Regions from separate parts of the Mus musculus genome. Here region 1 is linked to region 2. Evidence: chromatin contacts called from ENCODE Hi-C or POLR2A ChIA-PET data. All regions are on one chromosome and are shown on one strand. The core of a region is the stretch at or near the end of the contact, and the rest is flanking DNA. Distances in the headings are between cores, read along the strand shown.

Region 1 (6,314 bases), core at 290-2,789, 690 kb after region 2:
TGGAAGTACGAGAGAAGTGAACAAGTTGAGAAGCCAGATGTAAGGTGCACTGAAGGACTGCATTCATTTTCAAGCCCTTCCTCTCCAGTGCAGTCAGTGGAGGGCCACGGCTGTCACTCAATGGGGACATTTGTCACAAATGTGTCCTGGTGACTCTATGCACCCACTAATGCTTAAGGTTTGCTTGTGAGAGAGTCTAGCTACACACCTAGATCAGGACAGTTCTGTTGGGCAGATTATCCCCTATACACACACACAGACACACACACAGACACAGACACACACACACACACACACACACACACACACACACACCCCGGAAGCAGCAGAAAAGCCAAGCCAAAATCACTCCCATTATGAAACGTGTTGGCACACATGGAAGATGTATCTTTAGGAGAAGCTGGCTTAAGGACTCAAATGAACTCACTGGGGTTTTTTAGTGGCAATACGGCAAGAGCAATATGACTTGATATCTTCAGGCGTCAAAATAGGCAACAAAGATTATTCCCACTGAGATCAAACATTTACCTTTGTTGTTTGATTGATTTGGAAGGGTCCATATGTCTTCCCTAAATCACTCACTATGATTCTCTGGTTAGCTAGGAGCAATTAGGGCTCATCTTGTGTGTACGCATCAACTCTATCCAAAGAATGTGGATTCCCAAGGGGAGATTGAGGGCAATTTTGACTAGAATAATGGGATGCTTGGTGGCAAACAGGAAAAAATAATCCACACTATCTGAATATGGCTTTTGTAATAATTGCCAGTGACAAAGACATACAATATATTTGGTTGTGTACCTTATACCTTGTTTTCTCCCTCTGCTTTACCCCAATGCGCTCACCCAATTTGGCTAAAAGCCCTAGAAAGTCTCAGGAGTATTCTATGCAAGCAAAAACCTCTGATCAATAAAGGAAGCAAGCCTATTTCATACCTGTTAGGGGAGAAAAGAGCCTCCTGATGTATCGGTCCACTGGGTACCACCAATTAATTTATGCATTAGAGGTATTGCGTTCTCCTTAAAAGTCAGAGATCTGTGGAAACATGGGGTGGGTTGTAAGAAATCCCCTATCCATTAGATCTGAGAGACAGTTCCATATTTGGAAGGTAAAGAAAATGAGCAATTTCAATGGACTCAAGAAGAAACCCTGCTGGATTAAAAAACATTCCTAGGGTTTCTTGGGATGTTCCAGACAGTCTTTCAGTGTCTCACTAGCAATACTGATAGAGTAGTTAGAAAGCTGCTCCTTCGGGCACTTGCTACATGGTATTTTTCTTCTATCACGTTTGACTTAAATACCGTCTCATTCCATGACCCCCACCTCTTTCACACATGCCTGCCTAAATGCCCCAAAATCTGATATTAACCTAAAACTTCCTTGATTCTTTAAAGTGGGTTATTCATTAACGGAACCTAAATTACTGGTTGGTAGCAAATCCAATTCTTTTACACTACAAATTGGCCTCCGAGAAACTGCTGTAAGTCTACAGAGGAAGTCAGGGACCCGGTGCCAATTGTTAGATCTAAAACAGAAGTCTGGAAAAGGGAAGAAAGTTACTCATTCGCCTGATACCACACGGTGAGTCCACAGGAGGGACTCAGGCGCAGCGCTGCATGACAAGCTCACAGGGACGTGCCAGCAGCCACCGGCAGGACAGGCAGGCGCTGCAGGGCTGCCTCTGAGCGTGGTCCTGGGTCCCAGCTGAAGTGTTCCAAGGGATCAAGCATTTGCCTTCTGTTGCCTGCACCTGCCAGTGTCCCGTGCTAGGAGGTATGGCTGTCTTCTTTCCTGTCCCTTTGTTCAGCAGGAACAAAAGTTAATCAAAGTGAGGGCCAGAAACTGCAGGCAGGCAAGAACAGAGGAGGGCTGGGAAAGTTGAGCAGAGAAACTTCCAAGGGCTGGCTGATTATGCAGATAAAGTGCACCTAGAAGCTGTGTGCGTGACTGTTTGTGTGTGTACATTTCAGTTTTTAAGCTAAGAATATCTAATTCTCTGTGGGTGGTTAAGACATGTCCCTAGGCCCCTAGGACCAGATAGCTGTGCTGGACACTTACTGTGTACATATTGTTTTACTCCATAACTGCGGTCTTCTTTCCACATATGCATTCACCATGAGAAGCCTTTTGCAATGAGCAGGGGAACAGTCCCTGCTATTGTTTTTTTGCAGAAAGCTAAGTAGGCCCATTCCAGTCGGAGGCTGGACACTCATCGGTGCGGTTCACCACTGCTGCTGTGTGCATATTACAAATCATGATCTAATATAGCTACTTCTTTGGTCTTTCAAATGCACATTCAAATTGGTTTAATGATCAACAGTTGGGTTCAATGGCATCCTTTTTTTTTAAATTTAAACTTTATTAAACCTGGGAAATGATTTGAATTCTTCATACGGCAGAGTAATATTGGAAATTTAAATGACAAAGTCATACACTCAGCACTGGGTATCCTCATGGTTTGAGAATTTGGGCTTGTTTCCTGGGAAAACAAGCCCAATAGAATTTGAATATGGATTTAAAAAACAACCAAGATATATGTTTCTCTAGAGGAAAATATGATCTGCTAAGTCAAAAGTTCCAGATGAAAATGGACATACTTATGAATTCATCCGGAAAGGCTGTGCTTTAGAAAGTTTGTTAGATTTGATAAGTTTCCCCTCATAGTCCACGAAGGGAAACACTTCTCCATTTGTTTTCAAAACTCGCAATTTGTATTTAAAATTACACATGTTGAGCTTTTGATAAATAGATGGTAAAATTGCTATTTTATATGTTCTTACAATATGCATGCTACAAATTTGAACTGTCTGGATTCTGACAAAGCCCCTCAGGTTTGAGTATCTTAGAACTGTTTAGAATAATCTAGCGGTGGTGGCTTTTGGTACAAGTAAAATGTAGCATCATGCCACAGAAGAGGGTCGCAGAGCTGCCGGGAACAATGGCCATCTGTGGGAAGGGCCGAAACAGATTCGGGTGATTCCCATGGGAACGCCTGTGGTCTTTTCACACTGTGTGAAAAAGATGTTTCTTCAATAGAATCTTTAATCCTTTCTTTCAAGTGAAAAAAAAATCTATCTCGGAAATTTATTCAACGTCTCATAGCATCCGAATGGACCTGAGTTAGTCAATAGGCATTTTTATCTCAGGTAAATTAAATGAAAATGTTTTGATGCAGTCATGTTGCTCAAAGTATAACCCTTGCTATCCCAGAATCTCCGGAAGCAGGGAATCAGTCAGACCTATTCTCACCTGAGTTGTAAGGCGGAGGCTTGAACACCTCAGAACAAATTGGCTTCCTGAGCTAACGATCAAAATCTTCCCCTAGAGACCTGTCTGTGTTCTGAGGGCACTTTTCCAACCTTAGAGGGACTGAGCCCTGTGTTCACTCCCATGCAGCAGCATCTACAGACCCATGATGGAGTAAATTATTAATGTATTTATAAGTGAACAATGAGTATAGGTCAGCTAGAAAAGTTCTGGCTCCCTGGAAGGGCATTCCCTTCAGCCCGGTAAACAGCTGAGTAAATATTACACTAATATGGAAAACACAGGGATTTGGATTACCCAGCCATGAAAAGTGTAAGATACATTGCACCCTAGTCTGTTTCTGATCTGGAAACAAACTCAGTCATCATTAGGCCATGGCAGAGGTAAGAAACACCACAGTAAAGCGTCTTCTCCAAGAAATAAGAGTTGTCCCCAAATCTACAAGAACATAGTTAAGTTAGTGAAATGTGTATGATACACATGAAGTTTACCCAGACTTACGATTAATGAAAAGTACAACTAAAATACAGAAATGACAGCAACAGAAAATGAAACAAACAAGCAACCCTATGTGCCTTCATACCAATAACTGAGTTTAGTTAACCGTACCATGGAATTTTGACTTTTAAAAGCTATGATGTAATAATATGCTGATGGGAAATTTTCTATAAGAATAAAATGCTCAGGCTCTGGGGTTGGTGGCGGGGGTTGGGGAAGTCGCAGGAGTTTTAATCTACCTACTCAGGTGCTAAGGTAAGAGGATTGTGAGTTCAAGACCAGACTGGCTACAGAGTGAGCTCAAAGCCAAGCTGGGCGATTTAGTGAGATACTGACTGTCCCAAAATAAAAAGTAAAGCCAAGGCTGAGGATGTAGCTCAACGGTAGAGTGCTGGCCTAAGGTGCATGAGGCCTTAGGTTTTATCTCCAGTACAGAGAAACAGTAGAACGCTCCAAAGGACAGAACTGATGTCACTCATGCTTTATACAGCCTGGGAGAGGCAAATTCACTGCCCAAGTCTTCACTACAGCATGGCGTAGCCAAGACTGCAGAGCAGGTTTCTTCAGGTGGTCTTAATGCTTGATCCTCTGGCTGGTGTCTATGAAATGTCAAGTTCCAAATGCTACAAGCTTGAAAGATTTAAGAACACTAGACAAAATTTAAGGATTTCAAAACCAGCAATCAGAAGACTAAAGTCTAAAGAACTCTCTCTTCTAGTCCATTGAAGAGGGAGACTTGAGTGGTCATCTTGTAAGCAGGAAAATTACGAAGAAAAACCATACTTTGTGGGCAATGACAGGCACCTCCACTCTGTCACAGAACTCTTGGTGTATACAGCTCTGCCTGTGTGGACAGGAAGAAGTATGATTGAATGCCAAGTGTCTGGGCAGAGTTGTGGCACTATTCTCTCAGAGCATTGTCTGTATCTCCTGACCCTCCTTTGTGGGGAGCCTTCCCAGGAAGACATTGTCTATATTTTGTTATCCTGAAAGTAGATTTACCTACAGGAGAGGTGCCTTCATAATCTGACTAAAGGAGGAGGGTCTGATGGCCAAGAGACCTACCATAGGAGCAAATTGTGGATTTAAAAGAATAAAATTCTTTAAAAATAAAAATAAAAAACATATTTTTTTACAATGTTTAAACAATTCAGAGGCTGGGTGAAGGGTACACACACACACATTTAGTCCCAGCACTCACGAGGCAGAGACAGACAAATCTCTGTGAGTTCAAAGCCAAGCTCATCTACCTACATGAGAAGTCAGGTCTAGGTCAGCCAAGGCTACATAGTAAGACCCCATTTAAAAGGGGGGGCTTAGAATGACACACACACACACACACACACACACACACACACACACACACACTTTTGGGTGTCAGTAGATAAAGTATGATAAACATTCTTCTGACTCTGCAACAATACTTAAAAATATTTGATCCATAATATTTGATCGATGTAGATCAGCAGTTCTCAACCTGTGGGAGGAGACCCCTTGGTGGTCAAATGACTATTTCACAGAAGCAATACATTACAATTCATAACAGTAGCAAAATTACAGGTAGGAAGTAGCTTCCGTTTTATGTTTGGGATCACAACATGAGGAACTGTATTAAAGGGTGTCGTCATTAGGAAGCCACTGATGTAGATGGGTCAGGCAGAACCTCCCAAATTCTAGCAAATGGAGTGCAAAGTTGTGTGGTTTGGTAGAACCAGTTTGTTCCCTCCACTTGTAACTCTTGGTATCCTCAAACTTTCACTGCCATTCATCTAGAGGCAGGGCGAGAGGGTCATTTCTTCCAGGCTGTGACTCTACCTACACAAGGCTCTCTGTTTTGAACTCCTGTGTCTCACTAAGTTTCCTGCTCCCGCTGGGGGCCCCGGTCATCCCATCACCGGCTCCAGCTGGCCTACCAACCAGACCGGCTTCCTGCGTGGCTTCCCCGCCCCCACCCGATCTCGGAAGAAAGTGTAGATTTCCACGAACACAGGGCGTTCTGTCTTCTCGGTCTACAGCAGCTCTGGTTTACTGGAGCTGCCTTTGTGCTTGGAGGTAGCTCTGCCCTGGAGCCAGAGCAGTCGGTCACCTGACCCGCCCAGGGAGCAGCCGGTGGCTTCCGCTGCATTCCTGGAATTCTTCCACGCCGCCCGGGTGGGTGGATGGCTGCGGGGGTCACTGAGCTGCACTGGGGCTTGCTGCCACCTCCAGCCTGGGCTTGGGCTTGAAGCTTTCAACCAGAGGCAGCAATTGAGCCTTGGAGGAGTAGCTCGCAGGTAAAATGAGTTTGTGGGGACAGCCCTGCGATGGGCGGCTGCACGCAGAATCATAACTCTTTAGTCACTCCTGGGTGTTTTTTTTTTTTTTTTTCTTTTTTGAAAGTTAACTTGCCAACTAGTAACTCCTTAAAAGCAAACAAACAAATTTAAAACTAAGAGAGAGTAGGCCTCAAGTTAGGTTTACATACACATCGAGGGGAGCAAATTATGAGAGAAATTGAGTAACCTCAGGTATGTCATTAATGAGTGAGTGGGTCCTGTTCTATATCTGCC
Region 2 (5,963 bases), core at 1,376-3,875:
TACTCAGATTTCCTTTTTTCTAGGATCAGAGGCAATATTAATAAAAGTGAATGCTTGATATACAATAAAAGATGCCAACATTTGACAGACACATCTAACTCAGTGAACCAGCATTTTCCAATTGCCAAGGCATATCCTTAATAAGGATAAAACAAGCAGTTATTATGTTTCAGAAGGGCAATTAGTTTAAGAGAACAAAGGTTCACAGAGGACATGGCAGTTTATAAGTACTTCAGCATAGTGTTTCATTAAATAATGAAAACAGAATCTTTGATCCTGGGTACATGCCCCCTCCTCAATAAAAGGTAGAAAAGTAAAATGGCCGAGTGTGGTGGCACATGCCTACAATCTCATCAGGCTACACAGCAAGTTCAAGATCACCCTTGGGCTGCCAGAGACACTGGAAAAAACAAAACAAAACAAAACAAAAAGTAAAACTAGGGTGAACACTATTTAACATACTATGGAATCCAGAAACAGAGAACCATCCAAAGGAATTGTAAGAACAGAGGCAAAAATTCAGATATAACAAGGCAAAATTCAAAAGAAAAAGAATTCTGTCAAAACACCACTGTTAAGACTGACATATGATGAACTCAGACGCTATGACACATGTACAGGGCCCACACAGGTCCAAACCAGAAAGGATACCAGCATCGAGGTTGGAGTGCTCCAGAAGCGCTCCCATCCCCAACAAGAAGTCATCTCCAATCAACAATTGCTGGAAAAGGAACAATTAGTTCCCAAGGGTACACAAACCACACTTAAGGGCAGGCTCCATCTCCTGCAGTAGATGGCCAACATAAAACAAACACAGAGATCTTTTTGGAAACTTTTTTTTTTTTTTCTCATATTGCTTTGTTTGGTCATTTTTGTAAACCATACCGATCTTTTGCTTGTATATTATGGTTTGTGTGTGTGTACACATTTCTCATGCTTTCTTAGTTTCCTTTTTCTTTATTTGTTAGTTTGGGAGATGAGGGAAAACCATCATCAGAATATATTGTATACAGCCGGGCGTGGTGGCACACGCCTTTGATCCCAGCACTCGGGAGGCAGAGGCAGGAGGATTTCTGAGTTCGAGGCCAGCCTGGTCTACAGAGTGAGTCCAGGACAGCCAGGGCTATACAGAGAAACCCTGTCTGGAAAAACAAAGAACAAAAAACAGAATGTATCGTATACAAATAACATTATTTTCAATTAGAAAAAAAACTACTGTTGCAACAACGTTCTGTAGATTATTTAGTGTCTCTTTTTAAACTAACAAATCACAGGACTTCCTTCCCATATTCTGGGAGTGAAACCAGAAGAAAGTTATCTGTAAATGCACTACAACAACCCTATGACAACCAATTCACATCACAACTCTCCACGCTGAATATGTAGAGACTGGGTCATCGAGGCCAATTAACAGACAAGTGCCAGCTGCCTTTGTCTTTTTCAGCTTCAGACATTTTTAGCCTTCTTATTGAACATACAGTCATAAAGTGCTACCACTTAGCAAGAAATCTCCTTTGTCTGCAAAGAAAGTGAATATTCATAAACTCTAAGACTGGAGAAGCTCTCAAAGGAGAGCTGCTTTCCCCACATGGTTGTACCTGTCACATCTGCTCCACTCCTTAAAACCTGAAAACTCTACGTAGCTACTTCACTGGGAGCTTTTACATCTAAGTTCAAAGATGACAACTCGAATACCTTCATATGCCAGCACATGATGTGTGAATTTATTTAACAACCTAGTACTTAGTAGGGACAAAACTGGGCTGCTGGCAAATCTAGAGCTTTCCCCCCCCCCTCAATAAACATTTTAAATACAACTCAGAAATTACATTAATAATAACCTAAAATCGAGGGCAGACAACATCCATTGTAACTCCTGAGAAAGGTGAATGAGTTCAGGAGTTAACTATCTGGTCACATGACCAAAAGTCTAGAAGGTAAATTCACAGACTGTTTAAAGTGATGTGTGTATATGTCAAGACAGGAAGGGTCTGTCTAACCATGTATTCTCTCTCCAGCCAACAAGCATCCGATAGACAGGAGAAGGGGTGGGGATTCCGTGCACACTTAGCCACAGCCTCCCCCTCGCTCCGACTACCTGGAGGAGGTGAGAGTGAACCTGGCTAAAAAGGAAGGACAACTGGGAATCCGAGGAACGGCGATCGAGGACCCGCGGGACCCGCGGACTGGGGGCTACCTCTCCACATCAACTCCACACTGTAGGCCAAGCCTGGGGCCTGCGGCCGCTCGCCACCCGCGACCACTCCGGCGACCCCCTCGCCCAGAGCCAGCAGGCTGGGACCCTGCAAGGTGCGGGGCGCATGCGCACGGCTACAAACCGCACGCCGCGGGCCCAGGCCCAACCCTCGGCGAGCTCCTGGCCACAGACTGCGCCAGGCCCCACGCCGCCTCCCGCAGAGCTGGGCCTCGCTACGCCTCCTTCGCGGGCGCCGCCCCCAAGCTCTGGACGCCGGCATCACCTGGCTCGACCTTCGGGTTCGCACCTCCCGACGTGGGGACCTGGAACCCCCTCTTCTAACCACGGCGCCACCGGCGTCCTCAGAACTTGCTTCAATTTAAGCTCAGCGCCTTCCTGGTTCCAGCACCAGGCAGCTTCAGCCGAGCTGTCGAGTGCGTCGATGCAGGCTGCTGGACCATTAGGAATGCCGAGCGAGTGGATTGTCATGCCGCCAATTTTTTGTTTAATGTTTGTTTTGCGTGTTTGCATAATTGGATTTTCTTATTCTCCAAAAGCAATAAAGGTGGTACTATGGGATGTTACTGCCTTAGTATTCGCCGTTATCGTCACAGATAATCAGCAAACATCTACATCGTAAGAAGTTATGTTTAAGACATCCGCGTAGAGCAAAATTGGTTAGTTCCTGTTGAGCGAGGTGGAAATTCGCCCAACAATAATAAATCATGGGAGTGTGTCTGCATAGAGTCGTGTGTGATTAAACTGTAATGATTTATTTGCAAAAAAATACATTAAAATCGGTGGGTTTTTTTTTTTTTTCCTGCCATGAAGGTGAAGGCATTCACGGATTGGAAGCAATTAGTTTCTCCTATTAAAGAAACTGTTAGATAGGAGGAAGAAATCTGCCCGATAGGAGAAGGTTCCTCTAGAAGAGAAAGTAAATGGGTAGATTTATAAGAAAGAAAGAAAGAAAGAAAGAAAGAAAGAAAGAAGCTTCTATTACCGAAATTAAAGAAACGTGGCATTTTCTGTAATATACAATATTTTCCTTGTATGACTTTTCTTTCATGATTTAGTATAAGGAAACAAAAATGAGGAGATATATAAAATATTAACTTGGATTCAGGCCTACTGTTAGCTAGATACTAAGGTTCAGATTTCCACAGAGATTTGAGATGGAACTCACTTCCAGTATAGGTTTATTCCTGGAAAGTAACTGGACCTTAACTAGCCAGTTTTGAGGGACTCTTTTAAAACAAAACCACAACACTACATGTTTGTTTTAAATAATTCAAAAACTGGGGGAACTCTTGGGGGGGGGGGGTCCTGATTATTTTTGTATCTGTCCATAGGCTGTCTCCTGAGTTTTAAAGTCAATGTTCCTTTCAAAACTTTGACAAAGTAAAATAAAATAAAATAAAATAAAATAAAGGCTTTGAAATGTCTTTTCTCAGGAAAATATTTGCTGTTTGGTGAAACATCATACTTCATAGCTTTTATTAATACAATTTCCAAACTTTTAATTTCTTAAAACTGAAACTTCCTAAAAGAGGGACTATTGGGGATGGCGAGGAAGGGAATGGGGGGGGGGATATAAGAGGCTAACAGAAGAGGTGTATGTTTCCATATGTGAAAAGTTCATAAAGAAAACCATACAATTATATGCTAATAAAAATTTTAAATTAAACTTCCTTTACACAAATGGGAGTCAGACACTGGAGATTTATCATTGCTTCATCTACCACCCCTATAGTTAGAATGAGTCAAGAAGATGAAATAATAGAGAAATCTATTGGTTCAAATTACAGGATAGTCATGCCTGATCTTTCTCTGGTTACCTTTAAAGTGGTCATCCTTCTAGTACAGAAGATGGCATAAGCGTTTGTATTTAAGTCCTGTGGTTAAAAGGATGAAGAAGCGTCTGGGGGTCTCCTGATCTCTTACCAGGCTTCTAGCAGGGGCTATTTGGGAGGTGTTTACGAATATGTATTTCGTCATAGAGGTTGAAAGCTACTGAAACACCATGTCAACTTAGTGGATCCCATTACTAAATGATCTTTTTTAAACAGTTTCACAAAAGAGTAAAATTCTGTGATTATTCTCCGGAATTACAGTGTTACAGATAGCAGACCGATGCTCAATGTGACATTGCTCCTAAATTCATAGAAGTTAGGAAGCAGTAAGGTTTTGAGTCTTGTGAAATAATAAAAGCAAGAGTTCATGTACTTCAATAATACCTAAATGTTTAATGCAATCGCTGTTAACCATGTAAAGGTATGCCTTTGTCCTAAAAGCAGGGTGGGAAATGTTTCTAGAAGGAAGGATAATGTCAAAGAAAAAGTAAAGCAACATTTCTAATAAGCTTTATTTTCATGTCCTTTAAATGTGCAATGTAGTTAGTATTACAAGAAGTTATGGAACGTCTTAAATTACACTTAAATTCTCGACTGAGAATACATTATGTACCACAATTCTGTGTTCTCTTTACCAATGTTTTAGGTTGTTTGGGTAGAACTTCTGAAATTATTGGCTAAGTGTGTTTTGTTGTTCTAATCAATAAGTAGAAGATATACATATTAATGGCCTGTAACTGCTTTCATTTTTACTGAGTACTGGATCCAAGAGAACGAAAACATTATCTTTTAACATCAAACAAAACTCATTAATATTCAGTATACTGAAAATGCCCCCCCAAACTGCCACTTAAAGAGGTATATTTGTTTACATATTCAAGTAAATGTAACATTTCATATGTAAACATTCTTTTGTGTGAGCAAATAAGTATTTGCATAGCTACAAATCACACAGCAAGCCGTGGCTTAGAGGAGACAGTCATGTCCCCCCCCCCCATATAATTAAGAGTTTTTATAAAATAATTGTCAAATATACAGTTTTTAAGTTATAAATCAGAAAGAGAGTTGTTTTCCCCCCTCCAAAGAGTGAGTCTTTTTTTCACAGTCCACGGTAAACAAAAATTAGTCGAGCGACAAGCAACATCGGTAATTTTTTCCGCAGAACTCAAAAAGTAGTCATCTTTTGTTTTTCAGAATTAGGAAATCGAACTAGAATGCCCCCCAAGATGCTAAATAATTAAGGGCAGGGTGCAGGGAGTTGTTAGGAAAAGGAGTAAGAACCCTTAGACCTCATAGAGAAAATCGAAATGGAACTGCGCCTGACCGGGCTGTAAGAAAATACCTTAAGACCGAATCTGGCAGAGAACAGCTGCTCAGGAAACAAGTTAAATCGACCAACCCCTTCTAGCGGGATGTGTCTTTATGGGAGTCAGCTTTGACTCCAAAGTAGTAGAGTGAATTACAGGGACCAGTACTCAGTGAGGCTGGCTGCGCGTTCGGAAGATCCTAAAAGGAGGTGAAGCCTTCCGAGGTGCTGCAATGAAGCCCCATTCGCAGCAGGCGCGTGAAGACCGGATGCACCGCTGTGCAGCTGCAGCGGCTTGGAGCAAGAAAGGGTGCAGGAACGGAATACTGGAATGGTTGCTAGGCCTATTAACCATAGAGAGCCCGATACTGGGCCAGAGACCAGGGGTCATCATTGTAGGGTCGAGCAGTTGGGATGCCCACCCAGAGCGAGGCTGTAGGGTCGGGTACTCTCTGAGGATACCCACTGACTCTGATTGCAATGCACTTGTCAGTTTCCTCTTGGCCCCGCCTCCGAGAAGTCTATCCAGTTCCCCAGTGTTTTACTAAGTCGTGACACCAACGCAAAATCCACGCTTAATTAAATTAATTAGGGATTCTTGTCAATC

Evidence for each region. A loop is a pair of places that touch in the nucleus more often than their neighbours do. ChIA-PET counts read pairs that join two places held with the same protein, here RNA polymerase II (POLR2A).
Region 1: a loop to region 2 is called in a map of Patski, with 2.1 times the contacts of the local background. The contact joins the promoter of Veph1 here to the promoter of Rsrc1 in region 2. A Hi-C loop is called at or near these places in 1 of 37 maps with a recorded cell type or tissue (Patski). POLR2A ChIA-PET finds 5 or more read pairs at or near these places in 1 of 5 experiments (Patski).

Annotation. Positions count from the first base shown.
Region 1 is chr3:66,292,062-66,298,375 of GRCm38, reverse strand. It overlaps Veph1 (ventricular zone expressed PH domain-containing 1), which reads left to right and starts at 1,539. Exons shown (of 14, transcript NM_145820.3): 1 at 1,539-1,773.
Region 2 is chr3:66,982,324-66,988,286 of GRCm38, reverse strand. Rsrc1 (arginine/serine-rich coiled-coil 1) reads right to left here and starts at 2,625. Exons shown (of 10, transcript NM_025822.4): 1 at 2,481-2,625.